Regions from separate parts of the Homo sapiens genome. Here region 1 is linked to region 2. A link is a loop called in an ENCODE intact Hi-C map of the cell type or tissue named here. Cell type or tissue: B cell. All regions are shown on one strand. Links, peaks and the distances in the headings refer to the core of each region. The heading gives the core; the rest is flanking DNA.

The links. A loop is a pair of places that touch in the nucleus more often than their neighbours do. Peaks named below come from ENCODE experiments on the same cell type or tissue, not always from the same donor. Only the 100,000 strongest peaks of a DNase experiment are listed, where the experiment ranks them.
Region 1: a loop joins it to region 2, with 10 times the contacts of the local background. A loop is called at or near these places in 39 of 110 quality-filtered maps.

What each region holds. Positions count from the first base shown.
Region 1 is chr10:95,230,432-95,241,331 of GRCh38, forward strand. It overlaps PDLIM1 (PDZ and LIM domain 1), which reads right to left. Exons shown (of 7, transcript NM_020992.4): 6 at 8,137-8,254; 7 at 7,141-7,680. The coding sequence ends at 7,494. Among named protein-coding and RNA genes, the nearest start is that of ACSM6, 42 kb to the left of the region's middle. RefSeq lists a silencer at 1-135 and enhancers at 159-727, 601-895, 728-1,297, 10,783-10,900. In B cell, for the core only: no CTCF peak of the experiment used is centred there; a DNase peak (open chromatin) is centred at 6,030; H3K27ac peaks cover 991 bases.
Region 2 is chr10:95,178,227-95,189,741 of GRCh38, forward strand. All of the region lies in intron 3 of LOC107984257 (a long non-coding RNA gene), which reads right to left. It also overlaps the pseudogene PAWRP1. Among named protein-coding and RNA genes, the nearest start is that of ACSM6, 10 kb to the right of the region's middle. RefSeq lists silencers at 5,108-5,407, 5,598-5,927, 5,948-5,997. In B cell, for the core only: CTCF peaks have their summits at 5,532 (motif pointing right) and 5,735; a DNase peak (open chromatin) is centred at 5,585; H3K4me3 peaks cover 1,416 bases; H3K27ac peaks cover 1,188 bases.

The sequences.
Region 1 (10,900 bases), core at 1,939-9,938, 52 kb after region 2:
AAGCCCCCCTAGCAGCTCTCACAGCAGGTGTCACAAAAGAGTTTGCACCACTCCAAACAGTCAAAACGGGCCATCCCCCCACCCGACCCCCGCCTTCTCTGGATTTTAAAGACTGTGTAGGAGGAGAAAATGGGGACGGGGGTCCCCTGGTTAATTCATTTATCTTAAGTTCCCGTAACCAAACTAGCCCCTCAGTTTACGCCTTTGACCCTCAAAGTTCTTTCCACTTCGTACCGTGAGATCAGAATCCCTGAAAGAAGCTTCTTGCCCTACCCGGCTGACCATCCTTGGGCACTCAGCTGTGCTGGGATGCTGTTGCCCTATTTCCCGCGTAGAAACAACTGCTGGTGGCGCCGCCGGCTGAAGAGTGCAGAACTGTGGCCCTGAGCCAAGCTGGGGCAAATATGGGAGACGCGGGATGGGAGAGAGTGGGGAGAGAGGACGCTATGAGGATTCTTGGAGGGAGGGACCAGAGCAGAGGTGGTGAGTGGCAGGAGGAGGCAAATGTCCCCGCAACCAGGAAGTTCATCGGGTTGAAGTTTCCTCTGCCGTCGCCTCCTGCTCGCCAGCAGAGCTGAGCCTGGTGTGCTGCCTTTCTGGAAAGCCTGCCACCACCACCCTCGGCGTGGGATGCCGGCCCGCGAGGAACCTCGGGGACACACAAATGGCCGCACCTGAATCTGGCTGCCATTGTGACTCTGCCGCGCACGCGCAGCTCCATCCCCTTTGAGGCGCGCATGTGCTCGCCAAGGGGGCGCTTCTGTCAGGCCTCTGAGCCCAAGCCAAGCCATCGCATCCCCTGTGACTTGCACGTAAAAGCCCAGATGGCCTGAAGTAACTGAAGAATCACAAAAGAAGTGAATATGCCCTGCCCCACCTTAACTGATGACATTCCACCACAAAAGAAGTGTAAATGGCCGGTCCTTGCCTTAACTGATGACATTACCTTGTGAAAGTCCTTTTCCTGGCTCATCCTGGCTCAAAAAGCACCCCTACTGAGCACCTTGCGATCCCCACTCCTGCCCACCAGAGAACCAACCCCCTTTGATTGTAATTTTCCTTTACCTACCCAAATCCTGTAAAATGGCCCCACCCTTATCTCCCTTCGCTGACTCTCTTTTCGGACTCAGCCCGCCTGCACCCAGGTGAAATAAACAGCCATGTTGCTCACACAAAGCCTGTTTGGTGGTCTCTTCACATGGACGCGCATGAAAGCTTCCTCCAAAAGGAAAGCCAGAGGCACGCAGGCCTAGGTTGCCTCGCCGCCCCCTGCGCCTTTTCCTGCAGACTGGTGCATAGTATTTTTAAAAATATTGCGAGGACAACGTCTTCTCTGCGAGCCTGGGGAAGAGGCGAAACCACGGGAAGAGTTGAGATGTATCCAGTTAACCAGGTAGAAATTGTACCTCCAGGACTCATCAAGGCTAAATATAAAAGTTGCGTGGTTTTTTTGTTTTTGCTTTTTGAGACTGAGTCTCGCTTTTGTCGCCCAGGCTGGAGTGTAATGGCGCAATATCAGCTCACTGCAACCTCCACCTCCTGGGTTCAAGTAATTCCCCTGCCTTGGCTGGGATTACAAGCGCCCGCCACCACGCCCGGCTTTTTTTTTTTTTTTTTTTTTTTAAGTAGAGACAGGGTTTGCCCATGTTGGCCAGGCTGGTCTCGAACTCCTGACCTCAGGTGATCCGCCTGCCTCGGCCTCCCAAAGTGCTGGGATTACAGGCGTGAGCCGCTGCACCTGGCCAAAAGTTGTGTGTGTTTATCAGGGACAACCCCTGTGCTTTGAGTTCTACCTGAGCTGTGAATCTCCTGTTATTACTAATTTGTCTACAGATGAGTAAACTGAGGTTCAGAGAGATTACATGACTTATCCATGTCATACAGTGATCAAGAAGTGGAGCCAGGATTTGAACCCATGAAGTCCCACTCCAGATTCCTTCGTATAAGTTTACACGGAAAAAAATTTTTAGATAAGATGTCTAGGTGCCTTCTTTCCTGCCTGCTTTAAAAAAAAAAATCAGCTGGAAGAATTTTTTAATTGTTTTTGTTTTCATAATTGATAATCGTGTGGGGAGCACTAATTCCCCAAGTGGGTCACAAGGAGTTATCCTGAGCAGGAATGCTCTTACTGTCCCCCTTGCTCCTGTACTCATACCGTCTACCTCTTGGGGACACAGCACTAAGTAAATTTCACCGATTGAGTGTTCCTATGTTCTAGAAAATGGCACTCTACACTCACAAGGGGTCGTATATAAGCTGGCATTTCAACTATGTCTTCAACAGGCCATACCATCACCCTTTTATGCTGGCCATTTCTGGGTGGTGCAGATTGTGATAGATCCACTGGACTCCATGGTCATGTGCCCACTGCTGTGCCTCCTTTGCAGTAAAATGGGTCCTTGGTCCCACAAGGCCATGAGGGATCCTGCGCTAGTGGATCTAAAGATCTTTGTGTCCTCAGAAAGTGTTGTGTTTGAGGCCCTGTGGACAGCAAAGGCAAACCCAATATACCTATATGGGTCTATTCCTGACTGAATAAATAAATCACTGCACTTTCCAAAATGGAAGGGATCCAAGCTAGTCAGCTTGCCACCAAGTGGCTTAGCTGGTGTCTTCAAAAGATAGCACTGTTCAGTTGGTCATTCTTGCTGGAAGGTTGAACATTTGGCAGCCAATAGCTAGATTGGCCTTGAAATAGAAGCCCATCTTACTGCAACCACGTAGAGCCTCTGACAATCATGGATACCCCACCCACGCACCCATTACGCCAACACAGGGGTGCCCAACAACAGGCTGGCTCATGTCCATTGGTTAATTCATTTTGTCAACCTGGTCACTTACTGTCTCTTCCATGGTTTATTCTAATGAGGGTTAACAGAGGTCTATCCACATTCCTCTACTCCAGACCTCCTTGTCCTGATCTTCTCATCTTTACCCTCTGATCAGCCAACCACATCATTCACCACTGTCCATAAGTCCAGGCACATTTATACTGAAGCCACTTCTTTTGCCACACAAAGTAGATCATTAGGAATACTACCGGAAGCTCTGCCCAGTGGGAGGACTTCTTTTCTCCTTACAAAGCCAGCTCAAGAAGTACAGCAGTGCAGCCACCATTTCAGCATGCCCTTACATACCTAGCCAACTCATCCATGAATCAAGTCTGGGCTTCCTCTTCCACCATCTGCTGCTCATACGGGATCCCCCATCAGCCATGGGGAATTGCTAAGGGAGGGGCACAGCAGTAGAAAGAATGAGTATCCAGGCTTCCATGCCCCTACAGCTCACATATTTCCTTCAGCCCTGCTCAAGCCTTCCTCTCATCTCATGAGGGATTGCTCTGGAAGATGCCTGACCTTCTGACCTAATGAGAATGAGAGAACCCAAATCATGATGGGCAGTTCTGCCACCTGATGTCCCATGGTCAGGGGCTTTGTCTCTATCCAAGCTGTGGAAGAATGCCAGGAGTTATTTTATGAAAAGCATAAAGTTCTGTACTGCAGATGGCAGTCTTGTTCTAGAACCCAAGGGGCTTGGGTTTTTATTCTCCCACTGGTGTACCATCTTGAAAACTCTGACATCATAGGGTCTCCTAGATCACATGAACCAAGCACAGAGCCACTTCCACTATAGCCTGCACCTGCTGCAGATCACTTTTCTGCTCTGGGCCAGATCAAAGCTGGCAGCCTTGAAGGGAAACAGAAATCCAAGATGTCTTTGTTTTAAGGTGTGTTTAAAGTTGTGTTGTCCAATACAGTAGCCACTACCCCCATGTGTCTACTGAGCACTTGAAATGTGGCTTGTGACAAATGTTGAAATGATAATACTTTGGATATATAGTATTATATAAAATGTATTATTGGCCGGGCACGGTGGCTCACACCTGTAATGTCAGCACTCTGGGAGGCTGAGGTGGGCTGATCGCTTGAGCCCAGGAGCTCAAGATCACCCTGGACAACATAGCAAAACCCCACCTCTATTAAAAAATATAAAAATTAGCCAGGCACGGCGACTTGTGCCTGTAGTCCCAACTACTCAGGGGACTGAGGTGGGAAGATCACTTGAGACCAGGAGGTCGAGGAAGCCATGATTGTGCCACTGCACTCCAGCCTGGGTGACAGAGCAAGACCTTGTCTCAAAAAATATAAAAAAGAAAGTATTACTGGCCGGGCGTGGTGGCTCACACTTGTAATCCCAGCACTTTGGGAGGCCGAGGTGAGTGGATCACAAGGTCAGGAGTTCGAGACCAGCCTGGCCAACACAGTGAAACCCCTTCTCTACTAAAAATACAAAAATTAGCTAGGCATGGTGGTGCGCGCCTGTAATCCCAGCTACTTGGGAGACTGAGGCAGGCGAATGGCTTGAACCTGGGAGGTGGAGGTTGCAGTGAGCCAAGATTGTGCCACTGCACTCCAGCCTGGACGACAGAGCTAGACTCTGTCTCAAAAAAAAAAAAAGGTATTATTACAATTAATTTTACCTGCTTTTTTTGTCTTTTCACATTGCTACTAGAGAATTTTAAATTACATTCATGCGTTGCATCATACTTCTATTGGACAGCGATGAAGCAGCAATCACCCATTTACAGATTTACCAAGCTTGTGGACTATCTGCCACTAGCAAGGTACTGAGCTGAGTGCCGAGGAGAAAAGGCTGAAAAAGACAAAGGATCAGCTCTCATGCAAGGCTTCTTTCCTTTCACGAGATGAGTGATTAGTGTCTTGTGTGATGCATGCCAAGAAGGTGTCCCCTGGGTATGGAAGCATAGGAGAGTGGCATCCAAGTCATGCTGGGCAGTCAGGAAGCCTGTCTGGAGGAGGAGGTGGCTCAATCTCGAAAGACAACAGAAATTTATTAAATGTTAAAAGTAATCAAGGGGTGCAGGAAGAGCATACCAAGTCAGAGAAAACAGCTTGATCACAGTCTGCATGACTCTGGCTGAGTTTTTCCTCTTCAAGAAATTTTCTGAAAGCTTAGTAATTAAAGATGGCTACAGAGTTAGACTGTTCCTTCCAATCTTTTCATTTTAGAGGAAGCATGAAAGAGAAACAATCAGATAAATATGGTAGGCATGAAGCACAAAAAATAGGCCAAATCTCAAATTGCTCTCAGCAGTAATTTTTTTTTTTTTTTTTTTTTTTTTTTTTGAGACGTAGTCTCACTCTGTCACCCAGGCTGGAGTGCAGTGACACAATCTCAGCTCACTGCAACCTCTACCTCCCAGGTTCAAGTGATTCTCCTGCCTCAGCCTCCAGAGTAGCTGGAACTGCAGGCATGCACCACTATGCCCAGCGAACTTTTGTATTTTTAGTAGAGACAGGGTTTCACCATGTTGGCCAGGCTGGTCTGAAACTCCTTACCTCAAGTGATCCACCCACTTCAGCCTCCCAAAGTGCTGGGATTACAGGCATGGGCCACCACGCCCGGCAGAGCAGTAAATATTTGTATGTGCCAAATACTGGGGGCAAAAGGGAAGGGCTTCTTTGCCACATAACACAACTGGCACTTAGGGGTGGTAATGCTGACATTCTGTTTCATTCAGTCAGGAAATGAACTCCTCATACAGGCTATATTGAATAGTAATAATGGTCACCTGAAGCTGTTGGTGTTTGGCCTCCCCTGGAAGCAAGATATCTGTATGAAAGACCCACACCTAAGAAGTAATACTGACAAATGTCAGACATTTGATTGGCACATTATCTGAGGAGAGGGATTAGAGAAAGTTCTAAGTATCCATGACTCATCTATTCCTTACAATCAAAATCCAAATCATGACTGTTAATGTCTTTGTAAATGAGTCAGACCTGCTGTGGTTCAGAGACTTTTCATTTTATGTTGATTTCTAAGAATTGCATAGTTTAAGCCACCTTGACTTTTATAAGCGTAGAAACAGATGGGGTTTAAAGTAAGAACTCATTAACTGCCAAAAAATAAAAAAAAGAAATCGAGAGCTTTAACATGACATGATTTTCTGCCTGAACAGTTTCAGTTCTGCTTGTTGTGGCACTACAACAGCTCACGTGCATGAACTGTCCATCGTACATTCTGGCTTCAGAGTCTGTGGTATGAAATCCTGGTACTGATTACAATTCTTACTATTAGAGTATGTACCATGTTAGTGCATTCATAATGAAAGGTCATGAACTATTACCAAGGGTGGTGAGCACTGCTCAAGAATAGATGGTTGCTCCTTTGGAGGAAAGAGGGTTGCTTGGAGTACCCTGTCCGCCTCTCATAACAATCACTTAGTCTCAGTGTCTGGAGGGATGGGGGCACCACTGAGCCCATGAGGGATTAGTCACCAGGAGATAAACTGTGGTGACCTCAGATCTTGACTCAGGACTCGTTCTTAGCAGCCAGGGTCCTCAGTCTCCTCTGTGAGGAGGACACAGTGGCCATGTCCTGGGCTCTCTGCTGCTGCTGGACACTTTCCTGAGGTTGCTGCCCTTCATGAAGGGGAGCAGCTGTGATGTCAGCAACCAGCCTGAAGAGGGACTTACTAGGGAATGTTTCCAAGCCAACTGCTAATGCTCCCACCTATTATTTGGGAAGCATTCATTTCCTCAGATAAGCCTCAGAACAGCCCAATGCAAAGAAAACTTGATTTCATTAAAACAGAGCTAGGGGCCGGGCGCGGTGGCTCACGACTGTAATCCCAGCACTTTGGGAGGCCAAGGCGGGCGGATCACGAGGTCAGGAGATCAAGACCATGCTGGCTAATGTGGTGAAACCCCGTCTCTACTAAAAATACAAAAAAATTAGCCGGGCGTGGTGGCAGGTGCCTGTAATCCCAGCTACTCCGGAAGCTGAGGCAGGAGGATGGCGTGAACCCAGGAGGTGGAGCTTGCAGTGAGCCGAGATAGCGCCACTGCACTTCAGCCTGGGCGACATAGCGAGACTCCGTCTCCAAAAACAAAAAAAAAACAGAGCTAGGTATCTTATATTAGCTTTACAGAAAGAGGATTTCAAGCAAGCTTCGAAGAAATGTAAGAACAGAGCTTGTTAAGATGCAAGTTGCGGGGGAAAGGCCAGTAAATCTGAGAGAAACAAGAAACCCAAAACAAGAAGACAGGCCTCAGAAATCTCATCAGGCTTGAGTAGGAAATGGGACACATAATCAGATAACAGACACCACACTGCTTTGTAGTCTATACATTTATTGAGTAAAAACAAAATCAGTGTCAGACACGTTATATTTGATTGGGTTCAAATTTGGCTGATGTCCAAATGCAGCAGAGAAGAACGGTGGGGCGAAGGGACACAGTGTTGCTGACAAGGTGACACTGAACAAAACAGTTTTCCTTTAATTGTAAAAGCGGGCATCGCACAGCTGGTGTGAGTCAATTAACCAAGGCAGGGAGGGGACTCAATGTTTTACAAGCAGAGGGAAAACCAAAGTAAGCAGAGAACTTTCAAGAGAGGAGAGGGCCAGAACACTGAGAGAAAAAGCTGCAGCAGAGGCCTGCTGGAGAACAGTGGTCAGATCTGCTGGCTCACTTGGGGAACACAGTGACCACTTCATAACCCTCAGGTGGTGTGACTCGCTCCCGGGCATGCTTCTCACAGTAGATTTGATCCTCCACAAAGAAATGGCCCTTCTGTTTCAGGTTGGTGCCACAGTCAGTGCACACATAACACTCAGGGTGGCGGTGACGGTCCCGCAGCTTCACAAACACACCACTACAGAAGCAAGGGAGGGAAGGGACTCCATCAGTGACAAGCACCTGCAGGTGGCACCTGAGCAGGTGGCACCATCCTTCCTGAGCAGGGGCCTGGGGCTTCTCCCCAGGAACCCATCACAGGGGAAACCAGGGCCTCCCAACTGGCCTCCAATCATAAGGGACTTGCTTCTCCTTCCCAGGGTCCAGAGACATTTTTCCAAAAACCCCTCCTACTTCAACAGGGCAGCCCTGATTTTTCTCATTTTACATGTTCATAACCTAAGGGCTCCGCAGTGAAGGAAAACCTTCACAACCTGGCTCTGGGACACAGGACCTTTCTGGCCTCTCTGTTGCATTTTTCCAGGAGGGATTTGTCTCCCTCACAAGCAAAATGTGCAACATCCAGCACTTTCCACATTTTCATGGTTTACCCAACCTGCAGGGTCTGCAAAGGCTGTGGGAAGCAGATACTCACACAATCCCAGTGCCACATTTGTCACACATAGGCAACTTCTGAGCATTTCCAATCGACGCAGCCACTTTAGTGACAGGAGCTTTAACACTTCTGAATCCTGAGGGCTTGTTGGGATCCCCTGAAATGAGGAAAACACTGTCATTGGCCAGGAAGGGCAGAATTGCATAAGTATCACTCAGCTCTTCAGAACCACTTATAAATATATGTTCAAGCAAGGCCATGGGAACTGGAGTGACTCTGCTCTGTGATCCTGGGCAAGTAACTTAGCCTCTCTGGTCCCCAGTTTATTTTTCTATAAAATAGGAGATTAACACCTGGCCAAAGAAAAGCCCAAAAAGCCAAGACAATCCTAAGCAAAAACAATAAAGCTGGAAGCATCATGCCACCCAAATTCAAACTATATTACAAGGCTACAGTAATCAAAACGACATGGTACTGGTAGAAGAACAGAGAACAGAGAACCCAGAAACGAGACCACACACCCACAACCATCTGATCTTTGACAAACCTGACAAAAACAAGCAATGAAGAAAGGATTCCCTATTTAATAAATGGTGCTGGGAGACCTGGCTAGCCATATGCAGAAAATTGAAACTGGATCCCTTCTTTACACCATATATAAAAATCAGCTCAAGATGGATTAAAGACTTAAATGTAAAGCCCAAAACTATAAAAACACTACAAGAAAATCTAGGCAATACCATTCAGGACATGGGCATGGGCAAAGATTTCATGATGAAAACCCGAAAAGCAATTGTAACAAAAGCAAAAATTGACAAATGGGATCTAATTAAACTAAAGAGCTTCTGCACAGCAAAAGAAACTATCATCAAAATGAAGAGACAACCCACAGAATGCGAGAAAATTTTTGCAATCTATCCATCTGACAAAGGTCTAATATCCAGCATCTGCAAGGAACTTAAAACAAATTTACAAGAAAAAAATAAGCCGGGCACAGTAGCTCACTTCTGTAATCCCAACACTTTGGGAGGCCGAGGTGGGTGGATCACCTGAGGTCAGGAATTTGAGAATAGCCTGGCCAACATAGCCAAACCCCCTCTCTACTAAAATTACAAAAATTAGCCAGGTGTGGTGGCATGCACCTATAGTTCCAGCTACTCAGGAGGCTGAGGCAAGAGAATCACTTGAACCCAGGAGGCGGAGGTTGCAATGGGCTGAGATTGTGCCACTGCACTCCAGCCTGGGCAACAGAGCGAGACTCCATCTCAATAAAAGAAAAAAATAACCCCATTAAAAAGTGGGCAAAGAACATGAACAGACAGTTTTCAAAAGACATACATGCGGCCAACAAACATGAAAAAAAGCTCGACATCACTGATCATTAGAGAAATACAAATCAAAACCACAATGAGATACCGACTCACGCCAGTCTGAATGGCTATTATTAAAAAGTAAAAAAACAACAGATGCTGGCAAGGTTGTGGAGAAAAAAGAACGCTTTCACACTGTTGGGATGTAAATTAGTTCAAACATTGTGGAAGACAGTGTGGTGAGTCCTCAAAGACCTAGAAGCACAAATACCATTCAGCCCAGCAATCCCATTACTGGATGTATACCCAAAGGAATATAAATCATTCTATCATGAAAATACATGCACTCTTACGTTCATCACAGCACTCACTATTCATGATAGCAAAGACATGGAATCAACCTAAATTCCCATCAATGATAGACTGGATAAAGAAAATGTGGTACGTATACACCAGGGAATACTATGCAGCCATAAAAAGGAACGAGATCTTGTCCTTTGCAGGGACATGGATGGAACTGGAAGCCATTACCCTCAGCAAACTAATGCAGGAACACAAAACCAAATACCACATATTCTCACTTGTAAGTGGGAGCTGAATGATGAGAACAGATGGACACATGGTGGAGGGACAAGACACACTAGGGCCTGTCAGATGGTGGGGAGTGGGGGAAGGAGAACATCTGGAAGAATGGCTGATGGATGCTGGGCTTAATATCTAGGTGATGGGATGATCTGTGCAGCAAACCACCATGGCACGTCATTACCTATGTAACAAACCTGTGCATCCTACACATGTACCCCTGAACTTAAATGTTGGAAATTTAAAAATAAATAAAGTTCTTAGAAAAGAAATCCACATCACAGATAGAACAAAACCATCAGAATACAGCATGCTACAGCAGGCAGATAACAATCATCTCCTACAGAGCAGAGGAAGGAGCCTTTCTGTAGTCAGCCTGGTGCGTGTAAAATAAGCCCCTAGTAGCTAGATGCTGAGCTGCCTAAGGCCCCACTCATCACATCTTAGGTAACAAAGCCCTGTACCATGGTAGCTATTAATAATGGTAAAAATCACCTGGAGGCCTTGTTAACACACAGATTGCTGGGCCCCACCCCCAGAGTTTCTGAGCCAGAAGGCCCAGGATGGGGCCTAAGACTGCATTTCCAACAAGTTCCCAGGCGCCACTGATCCAAGAACCACTGGACAAGAGCAAAGAAACAGCTTCCTGTGCCAGGTGAGGGGATGAAGAGAGGGTCACCCCATGACTGCAGTCACGTCGGGCAATCGCGGGGCTGACAGACAAGGGCCTTAGCTCTCTTGTTCTTTCAGAAAGTGAGTCCCTGTATGCTGACCAATCCTTCCGAACCAAAAATTGAGACACATGTTCACACAATGGACATTTATTAATTGTTTATTTTTACTGATTAGAGATAGCATCTCGCTATGTTGTGTCTCAAAGTCCTGCCCTCCAGCGATCCTCCCACCAGAGC
Region 2 (11,515 bases), core at 2,146-10,145:
TTCTGTGTGCATGCCTATGTCAAAATTTTTGCAAACACTTTTATCTTGCTTTCTTTTGATTTGGTTGGACTCTTTTCCCTTGCAGAATGACTAGTTAAAAGTCACCAGTGAAGTCACCACCATCTAAAATACCCATGTAAACTCCTGACATTCCCTGATAGGATTTATAGAATTTTCTTTGCTCTCAAGAGATTAACAAGGAACTGAGTGGTATTCTCAAACATTAAGGGATGACAGGTTTTCTGACACTCTAGACAGCTACATATTACAGCCTGCTCTTGTGCACATTTCAAAACTGTGGGCAAATCACATTAAGAAATGTTCAGTGTTCAAATGGTCATTATTCAAAAACCTACAAGTATAGAGTTAACAGAGTCTTCTACGTTCTCTATCTCTGTTTTTTTCCTGCCTACTCTGAATCAGCTGACTTTTCTAGTGTTGTTAATATAAAACTCATTGCTTATGGCATTCCAGCTAAAAATTTTTAAAAATAAGTCTTAAAGGGCTTTTAAGTTAATGGCTTTACAAGTTACAATGGCTCCATGGTGAGCAACAACCTAGATACCTTTATAAATACACATTTAGATTTGTCTTACAATTATGTACAGTGATAAAACACTTAACTTACTTAAAAATTAATAATCTAAAAGAAAAGGAACTAGGTAAGTGTTTACAAAAGTTAGGCTCTTAGATCAAACAGGTCAAAATCTTAAGCTCAGAGCAATAATATGTTATCTCTGTCCAGCAAAAAAAATGTTTGCTTTTGTTGCCACACAGAAGCCAAAATGTAAAAGCGGAGAGAAAAAAGAAACTACTAAAATTCTTTTGCCCACATTTGCTAACCAAGCAAACTAAATCAGCAAACAAAAGATAGACTGGTTACTAATTCAATGCTACTTGGAGATTTTGTTCTTTCTTACACTATTCCACCAGTCCTAGTTAAAATGTACACATTGACAATTTAACCATAAATTTATTAGAAACTGAACAAAGGCAGAGAAAAGGGTGAAAGGCTTTTTTTTTTTTTTTTTTTTTTTTACTCAAACTGCTGTGAAAACTGCTTTACCCAAAATCCACAGCCTTCACCAGATTATCTATTAGGGCAAATAAAGTTTAGCCTCTATATGTAAACAGGTCCCAATTTTGTCAGAAATATAATTTGGGTCCAAATGTTTTATCAGCCAGTGAGTTTGTATTACTATCTCACAACCAAAATTCTAAAATAAAAGCGATGAGATTTTTATTTTTTGTGTGTATACATATGTGTTTAGATGTGTTCATATAGAAGCACATGTATCATGTTACATATTATGTCTACATGGTGAAATCTGGCATAGTCAGCCAGAAATTCCTTAAAGATAAATGAGTACTCATATAAAGTACAAAATATATAATAATTACCAAATGCCTTTTAGTTCACATGACTTAAATAAATCTTTTTATTATTATTTTATTTTTATTATTTGATTTTATTTATTTACTGAAGCTCATTTTTAAATTATTGGTAAAAATAAAAATGTCTTTAGAATTGTCAGCATATATTTCTGCCTGGGTTTACTGGTTACTTTAATATTTGTCTCCGATAGATATTTTAAGGTGTCAGGGTTTCACATGAAGGTTATACAACTGTAAGCCCAGGCTAAAACAAAGTGATTTTTGTATAATTATTTGATAAGCAAAACTAACTTAATACTGTTGCTTTAATAAAAACAGCTGTATCTTCTGAGTTGTTGGGAACATGCTCCTACATTTAACTTCAAGGTCCTTAATCAGGTGAACATTGATATTCACAAGCTGTAAAAATGATTAACAGGGAAATAACTTGAAATGAGATCGAGTTTTGTCTAATATCCCAGTTCTCACTGGTAATCCAGGTAAATGTTAGAAAATTAAATGTAAATGAGAAAAATGTCTATAAAGTTTTCATGTAACTTGATGTCTTAAAGTTACATTAAATAATAGATACTAATTAAATGTGTAGGTCATTTCCAAATAAGATTTTAAAGTTATGTTCTAGGGGACCAGGGGCCATGGCTCACACTGTGGGCCGGGGCTCACATCTGTAATCTCAGTACTTTGGAAGGCCAAGTTGGGTGGATCGCTTGAGCTCAGGAGTTCGAGACCAGGCTGGGCAACATAGCAAAACCCAGTCTCCACAAAAAAATACAAAAATTAACCAGATCTGGTTGCATACGCCTGTAGTCCCAGCTACTCGAGAGGCTGAAATCGAAGAATTACTAGAGCCCAGAAAGCAAAGGTTACAGTGAACTGAGACTGTGCCACTGCACTCCAGCACAGGTGACAGAGCCAGACCCTGTCTCAAAAAAGAAAAAAAAAAAAAGTGTGTGTGTGTATTATATATATATATATATTAGGGAATATGTTTGTAAAAATTATAAAATGGTTCTTATCTATAAAATACTGATAGGTGACAGACAATTTAAAATTTCTTACTTTCAGCTAGGCATGGTGGTTCACAATTATTTTTATTACAAAAATAAAATTTCTGTAATCTCAGCACTTTGGGAGGCTGAGGCGGGCAGATCATCTGAGGTCAGGAGTTCCAGACCAGCCTGGCCAACATGGCAAAGCCCCATCTTTACCAAAAATACAAAAAATTAGCCAGGTGTGGTGGCGCATGCCCATAATCCCAGCTACTTGGGAGGCCGAGGTGGGAGAATCACTTGAACCCGGGAGGCGGAGGTTGCAGTGAGCCAAGATCATGCCACTGCACTCCAGCCTCGGCAACAGAGTGAGATTCCGTCTTAAAAAATTAAGGAAATTTTCACTAAAATTTAAGGTTACTAAGAGTTAAAATTTTTAATTAGTACATATAATTCTATATATACAATGTGCCAAAAAATAAGGCGTTCTTGGTGAGAAAAAAATTATTAGAAAGTCATAAAAAATACATTTTATTGAGAAAAAGAATATTTTTATCGAATTTGGGGATCATTTAAAAGTTGTTTCACAGTAGCTAGAAAAGAACTAGTAAGTAGGAGACAGATGTAAAGAAAGTTATGGATATTAAGATGTAATTTTGGTAACAGAAGTCTTTCTAAAGATTGAAATTTGACATTAAAATACATTAATACAAAACAACAAAATAAGTTGGTCCCCTATGTTAGAATGACAGTTTGCTTACTGATTTGCTCTTAGTAAAATTTTAAGAGGTTTTATTTTTAATTCTAAAATCTTATTTAATAGAAGATTTAAACTAGTTCTAATTCTTCCTGAGATCTAACTAACTTCCCTAGTTTCAGATTGGAAATGCGGTGTCTTTCTTTCAGAATGGCCATTTCATTTCTAGAGGTAACATTTTTCTTTTTCAAACTTCTCAGATTTATATCCGAAATTCAACTTTCTCTGTACCACATTGCAGGTCATAAACCACTGCCTTCTGTTTTCTCCCCCTTTAAAAAGGTGTATCTTTTTGCATGGCCACAATGGTAACAGTGGTAGCTCTGTCTTTCAACATTTTTGTCAACTCCTGTAACATTTTTTCTCTGGTTCTAGTTCTGCTGTTATGGCCTGACACTGAAATGGTTAGCATGAAGGTCTGGAAAACCAATGTTTTCCTCCAACATAACTTGAATCTGTACTTTTGGCTTTTCTTCCTATGTCTAAATTGTTGTTCCATGTAACCAGGAAACTTCCCATGCTGTTACTAACAGCCATGTATTCCCTGGCTCATGGTACTAATTTCCTTGTTTACATTCCTCTAAAATACAGTGTACACTCATATCCCCGTACATACTCTTCCTGTGTCTGATTAAATTCAAGTACCCTTTTTGATTACTCAGGAAAACTAAGCTTTAAAAGGGTTCGAGTTTTCATATCCACATAACTTTCTGTATAGCTTTTAAGTCTCTGGTTAAATGACTATTCTTTTAACAGTGACCTGTGATTCTGTTTTGATCAAATGTTTTCAATCTTTGACAGGTTTCCCCAGAGTCAAAAATCCTAAATTAAGTCTTAAAATTAACTTCGGGACTGTTCAGCTGGGTCCCTGGAGAGTCTAAAGAATGGATCTCTCACCTTGTAGAGATATTAAATTATTAGATTTGGTAGACTGTATGAGCGGGCATTGTCAAATGTTGTGATACTGCATGGGAGAGCATTGTCAAATTATGTGATATTAGATCCCACTTCAGTTACATTTATAGGTATGTTATTGACACGCATGTTCCAAAAATTATATAAACTTATAAAAATTTAATGATTCATAATTTTGATTGTTACGCTAAATATTTGCTAAAGTTACATTTGTATAAATATGTTATTAATGCATTCTGAAGATTGTATGAAATTTATAAAAGCCTGGTGGTCCTGATGTGATGCTGTCAGTCATGATTCTGGTTATTGTCTTAACATGCTGCACGTAAGAGAAGTAACTAAATTTCCTTGTCAATTGGGAACTTTCATCAGATTTTCATCATAGCTATTCTGTTTCCATCATCCACAGTTCTGCTTTGAATTCGAAAAATATTTGCGATCAGCGATAGTCCAAATTTGCTTTTCATGGAAAAAACTCTTAACAGGTCCTCTTGAACACAGGTTTCTGATAACTTTCAGATCAATAAACTACCCCAGCCTTTACCACTATGCAATATAGGCATGTAAGAAACTTGTACTTATACCCTTTAAATATATTAAAACAAATGTTTTAAAAAAATAAACTAAACACAAATTCCTAGAACTCTAATAAACTTAAGGGTTCAAAAAACTGCTAAGCAAGATCAAGCAAAACAAAAAATCTATGAAATTAAGATAATATTTTTATAACTTTTATTTAAAACACTGTTGGTTGTATTCTAGATTTAAGAAAGGTTTCTCACAGATGTTATCTATAATTTACATCAGTTTGGTAAAGCACACTTGTAAACAAAGGTGGAAGCATTTGGTTTTTCTCCCTACTTGATCCCTCCAAAATTTGGAAACTATTCACAAATATTCTAATTTTCGTTTACATATCGGCTCTTTATAAGCAGGATAAAATCGGAAATATTGGTTATATTATCAAGGCTTTGACTGAAACATCATATTTAAGAATATGCATAAAATGCCCGGATTCAAGAGTTTCCAGCCTTACAGTGAGGGGAGAAAAATGTCACTTCCTGGCGGACCTGACAACCTTAGAACTTTTCGGGGAGAAGCTTGGCAGGGAGGGGACCTGGCAGCTGCTCCTGGGCAGGAACCAGAGGGCAAAGTCCGTGGCGACCCTCGGGCCTGGCGGGGACCTTACGCTTCCCGGCGTCTTTCCCTCTGCCCCGCCGGCTGCTGAGGGAGCGGCGGCCGCCCTGCGCCTGGAGGTCGTTCCCTCGCCTCCTCCGGGCCGCGGGTAGCGAGAGGCGGCGGCGGCCGGAGCCGGTGTGGGCGGCCTGAGGCGAAAGCCCGGCCGGCCCCTAGGGGAATGAAACAACCACCGGCTACCAGAGCAACAACGGCCTCCGCGGCTGCACCGCCGACTTCCCGGAGGAGCGAAGGCGCCCCGCAAAAACACGCCGCAGAGCGGAACCCGGGCCCCGCCGCCCCAGCAGGGGGCAGCAGCGACGCAGACAGGAAGCCCAGGTCCTGGGCGCTGGACACCTCGGCGGCCTCCGCGACCAATGAGCGCCACACCAACCTCCAGGCGGCGCTCCCACCGCACCTGCCGCCGCCGCCGCCCCGGGGCGAGAACTGCGCCGTCGGCCCTGCCACGCTGACCCGTGGGGCCCCGGCCGCCGCCCCAGGGTGACGAGGAGGAGCAGGACGGGGCCCCAGAGAAGGGCAAGAGCTCAGAGCTCGGGCTCCAGTGCCAGGAAAAGGCCAGGAGCAGAAGATGGAGAGATGGAGAAGCAGCAGGTGCGGAGAAGCGGCGCTCCACGGGCTGGGTCAGCATCCGCTGGCGGATCTTAGATGACTTTGAAGATGAGGAAGCAGGGCAGAAAGAGCGGAAACGAGAAGGTGCAATGACACAACGGAACCCAATGCAGAATCCAGCCCCAGGACTCAAACGCTGGCTTTAATTCCAACTCACACCCCGTGCCCCTAATCAGAGAGGATCAGGGGAGATGGAGGACCCAAGGAACCCTGGCACCTGAAGGGTGGGAATCTGAGGCCAAGACTGATTGTGGGAAATTGTGGGAATCAGGAAAGGAGGAAGTGAGGCAGAATGGGGGGACGGCGGGGGTGGGGGGATGGCGGGGAGCTGGGCTAGGAAGGATTAAAAATCAGAAGCTCAGAGGCGAGTAGATCATCTGACGTCAGGAGTTCGAGACCAGTCTGGCCAACATGGCAAAGCCCCGTCTCTAAATAAAATACAAAAAAATAGCCGGGCGTGGTGGCGCGCGCCTGTAATCCTAGCTACTAGGGTGTGCTGAGGCAGGAGAATTGCTTGAACCCGGGAGGCGGAGGTTGCAGTGAGCCGAGATGGTGCCACTGCACTCCTGCCTGGGCGACAGAGCAAGCCTTGTCTCAATAAATAAATAAATAGTTAGAACCTTAGGAAGGATCCAGAGGGGAACTGTCCTTAGGAAGGTGCATGCTGGGGATGAAGGAATTGGTTTTAAGACTCAGGAAGTGAGGGCAAGGGAGAGACGAGTGTTGGGGGTGCAGTGGGGTGCTAATGCAGCAGCCAAGCAGAAGACTGGAGGAAAACAGAGCCCTTCTCCTCCAACTCCAGCTGCTCCTCTGAGTCCCAGGCCACCTGCTCCTGTGTCTGCCAACCTACTGACATGTCTCCCAGCCCTGCTGGAATGCTGTTCCTCCTGATCTCTGCCCTGCCCCAGACCTTTCACTAACCCCACCACCCCCACTGTCCAGGTCCTACCACCCCACTGCCCCGACCATAGCCTGCCCCTATCCCAGATGCCTCTCCTTCCAGCCTCTTGCCCTAGGTGACACAAAGGGGACCTGGACATGCAGGTGAAGAGGGTGTTCTTCTGGGTCCTCCTGCTCAAGTATCCCGCTCATGCAGTTATGAGTGTGAGTAAATGTTGGATATGACACAGATTCTATTTCTCAAGCTGTTTCACACTGTGGTTTACCTAACAGTGTTTTTGTGGAATCATCTATGGGGATTTGGTCCTCCCTGCAGACCTCAGTGCAGATTTCTTGAGCAGCCTACAGGGGCTCTGGCCCCACCTGTCCACACCAAGTTCTGGGTCCTGCATGCCCTGCTTGGCCCAAATACAGCAAGGTTGACAGGATGGAAAGCTGAAAATGGTGACTTATAATATCGAAAAGTAAGGATTTCACGGCCCAGTGAAACAGAATGGAGAACCCAGAAATAAATCCTTGCATTTACAACCAACTCATTTTTGACCAAGGCACCAGGAACATACCTTGGGAAACAGATGGTCTCTTCAATAAATGGTACTGGGAAAATGAGACACGTGAAGAATAAAACTAGACTTCTATGCCTCATCATATATAAAAATCAAATCAAAATGAATTAAAAACTTACATGTAGGAAACTATGAAACTACTAGAAGAAAACATAGGGGAAATACTTTAGAACACTGGTCTAGGCAAAGATTTCCTGAGTAAGACCTCAAAAGCACGGGTAACGAATGCAAAAATTGATAAATAGAATTACATCAAGCTAAAAAGCTTCTTCACATCAATAAAAATAAAAATAAAGTGAAGAGACAACCCACAGAATGGGAGAAAAATTTTCCAAACTATTCATCCAACAAGGGATCACTAACAAGAATACGTAAGAACTCAAAAACAAAAATTCCAAATAATCCAATTTAAAAATGGGCAAAAGATTTCAATAGACATTTCCCAAGAGAAGATACACAAATGGCCAACAGTTATATGCAAACATGTTTAACATCACTAATCATCAGATAAATCCAAATCAAAACCACAATAAAATATAATTTAACCTCAATTAAAATGGCAATTGTCAAAAACTCAGAAAATAACAAATGCTGAAAAGGACACAGAGAAATGGGAGCGCTCAAACACTCTTCGTAGGAACATAAAATAGTTTATCCACTATGGAAAACTGCATGGAGGTTCCTCAAAGAACTAAAAATAGAACTATCATATGATTCAGCAATCCCACTGCTGGGTATATGCCTACAAGAAAGAAAATCAGTATGTCGAAGAGACATCTGCACTCCCAGTTTATTGCAGCACTATTCACAACAGCCAAAATATGAAATCAACCTAAGTATCAACGGATGAACGGATAAAGTGTGGTACATATATATGAAAAAAAAAGGATTTGTGAATATACTAAAAGCCATTGAATTGTATGCCTGAAATGGGGAAGTTGTATGCTATATGAGTTCTATTTCAATAAAGTTGTTTTTTAAAACATAAGGAATCTTATTTAATAATCATCATGGGCATTCTTGGAAGCCCTCTGCAAGATCCTGTTTCAAGTTCTGCAAGTTTGGGGTCCAACCTGTGTGAACCTTGTTTCCCTATGAGTACATTATTTATGTTTGTGAAAGCTTGACAGCTCCAAGAACACTAATACTTAATCGTTGGTTTTAGCACTAGTCTGTGTAACCAAATACCACCTGTACCCCCTATAACTTACGGAAAAAAAGTGAAATGTCTTTTGCACTCTGTTATTTCGAGTTTGTTGATTTTTAGCAACATCTGGGTCATCCCTTTTCTTCTTCTCTGGCAGGCTGCCCCTAGGGATTCCCTGTTCAGCCAGTTTGATGAGAGCCCTAAGAAACCCATCAGATACCAAAATAAATGGCTATATTCTGCTGGAATGTTTGTAGTGGGGGAATCACATATGACCAGGAGGTGAATTATTATTGTCATTTCCTTTGTGAAATGTGTCACTTGTCATCTCTTGATTTACCCAAGGCAGGGAGAGAGAAAGAGAAAAAGGGAGTTGATCAGACACTTCCCATTAAGATAAGTATTAATAAATTTCTTCTGATCACCATGGCCCAGATACCTATGGAGGGATCTGGAAAGGTCCAGTGTTCAGGAACAACCCTATCATTTAGGCAGTGTTAGGCCAATTGAATACTTCCAATCAAAAGAACCTATTCTGTTTCCTTTGAGTCTTTTAAAAGGGCAAATGTCTTGAAAACGTTTATTCTTAGAGTTTTGGGGGTTTTGTTGTTGGTTGTTGTTGTTGCTTCTATCTTGGCTGCATTTTTCATAGGTCATCTAACCTCTCTTTTCCTAGCATCTTTGAGCATTTGGATAAATTAAGCTGTCTTGCATTTCCCACCTCCACCCTTGCTCATGGCCGCATTCGCCTCTCAAAATTCCCCTGAGCCTTCTGAGGACTTTTTTTTTAACTTTTATTTTAGATACAGGGAGTACATGTGCAGGTTTGTTACATGGGTATACTGCAATTAAGTAGTGAGCATAGTACTCAGTAGGTCGTTTTTCAACCCACGCTCCTCTCCCTCCTTCCCCACTCTAGTACACTGTGTCTACTGTTCCCATGTTTATGTCAATGGATGCTCTATGTTTAGCTCCCACTTATAAGTGAGAAAGTGCGGTATTAGGTTTTTCTATTCCTGTATTAATTTGCTTAGGATTATGACTGAGACCAACTCTTATCCTTCACGCTGTTAAGTAGCTCTGATCTTCAAGATTAGCCAGAAGGAATCTGTACACTCTGCAAGTGTTTCAGTGGCACTTTGTTTATACTGCTTATGGGGCATTTGAGTTCATTGCCTTAAATTGCAGGTAATTTGTTATAAATTTGCCTCCTCTAGAAAGTCACAGGTTTTGTAAGGGAAAGAACTGGGTCTTGTCTGTTGACCTATCCTATAGGATATTTCCGTATTGGCAGCAGCTCATATTTCCATGTATTTTGTGCATCACTTGAGCAGAATTTGTCCCACTGAAATAATACCTACATGTCTTTTTAAATCAAATTAGTAATTCCTTGCTGAGGTTGATCTATATCAGTACAGTTAAACACTGGATAAGGGGTTCAACATAAAGATTACTTCCAATGTTGACAGTCTAAGATTCTGTAAAATTATTTGTGAGGGTGCAAGAAATGTGAAACTACCACATGTATAAGAATGTATAAGAATGGAGTGTACCACATGTGGTAGAATGTGTAGTACGTGGTAGAATGTATGGCACACTGTTTGACACTACACTATGTGGTATATCATAAAAATGTGACACTACCACATGTAAAGAATGCTATGACCTGTGGTCTCAAAGGTTAAAAAGGTTTATATCTCACCCTTCTTCATATATTTTTTATTTCTTTCCCTTTCCATATTCTCTTATTTAAGTTTTTTCATAGAGAAAAGTATATTTTCTCTCCGTCTCCCCTCTCATTTTCAAGCCTGATACCTTAGGAAATTTTAAATTCTCTCTTCTTAGCTTTCAAATTAATTGTTTGTGTATCTTCGCTCTGCTGTACTTTTCAGTTTCTCAGAGTTCAGACAACCACCATGAGACCTGCAGCTTTTGTGGCCCTGTTGGATCTAATCTAGGTAGGAGAGTCCACTATGGTTATCTGTGTCCAGACAGTTGCCAGATGGAACCAGAGTGACCATGACTGGGAATGCTTTCCCAAGTAGTGACAAAATGGCCTTTGTCCTTCTTGTCCATTTGATCCCCATCTTTAATCATTGTGCTCAGAGCTACTGCTCCCATTCAGAAAGTGGCTGCTCAAGGACAGCATATTTTTCCCAAAAGTACACACTTTACATGCCTTAGCAGTGAGTGCTGAAGATAAGTGTTTTAAGAGTTCAGAGAGGTTTTATATGCAAGAAACTAATGCTTGAATGTGGATCAGTATACATTATGAGTTTACTGTCTCCTAAAATACCTGTAAAATCTAGTCTTTGTAAAACAGTATGTTTGTCTTTTTTCTGATGATAATATGTTCCAGAAATTTTATATCTTTTTTCATAAGAATTTTATAGCTGCTATTAATTGGTTTAGATGCAATACTATGAAACATGAAGGTGAATTCTTAGTGGTGATTATTTGGGATTGTGTTTCTAATAAGCTTCTATTTTCAGAGTTTTAATCGTATAATATACAAAAATCCTCTAGTATGAAGTCTTTTATATACTTAAAAATCTTACATTATGTGCCTTGTTTCAAAATGAAAGTGAATGTTGAACAAAAACTGAAATGGTATTAGAAGCATGGATTAATGGAATAATCCCAGTACAACTATAATAATGGCCACCTGTTTTTTTGTTACATCTATAATGTATTTCTATATTATTTTTTCAATATAAAATTTTGATCATTATTTGCATTTTTAAAATTTTTCCATTCTTTCATACTGGTTGGATGTATATTGGGATATTTCCCAAAGGATTTAACCCAGACAATTCATGTATGTTCAAAAGAAAACCTAGGCCCTCTTTTTGTTTCCCATCAAGTTACTAACATGAACACTAATTTATGTTTGAAATCAAAGCAAACTTGTAAAATAACCTTTTAGTAAAGACCTCAGTGAGTAAGACAACTGTATAATCTCAATTTTAAAACTTCAATGTACACATTCCTTCTATTAAGAAAGAAAGAAATCCTTTCTATCAAAAAAAAGCAATAGCAT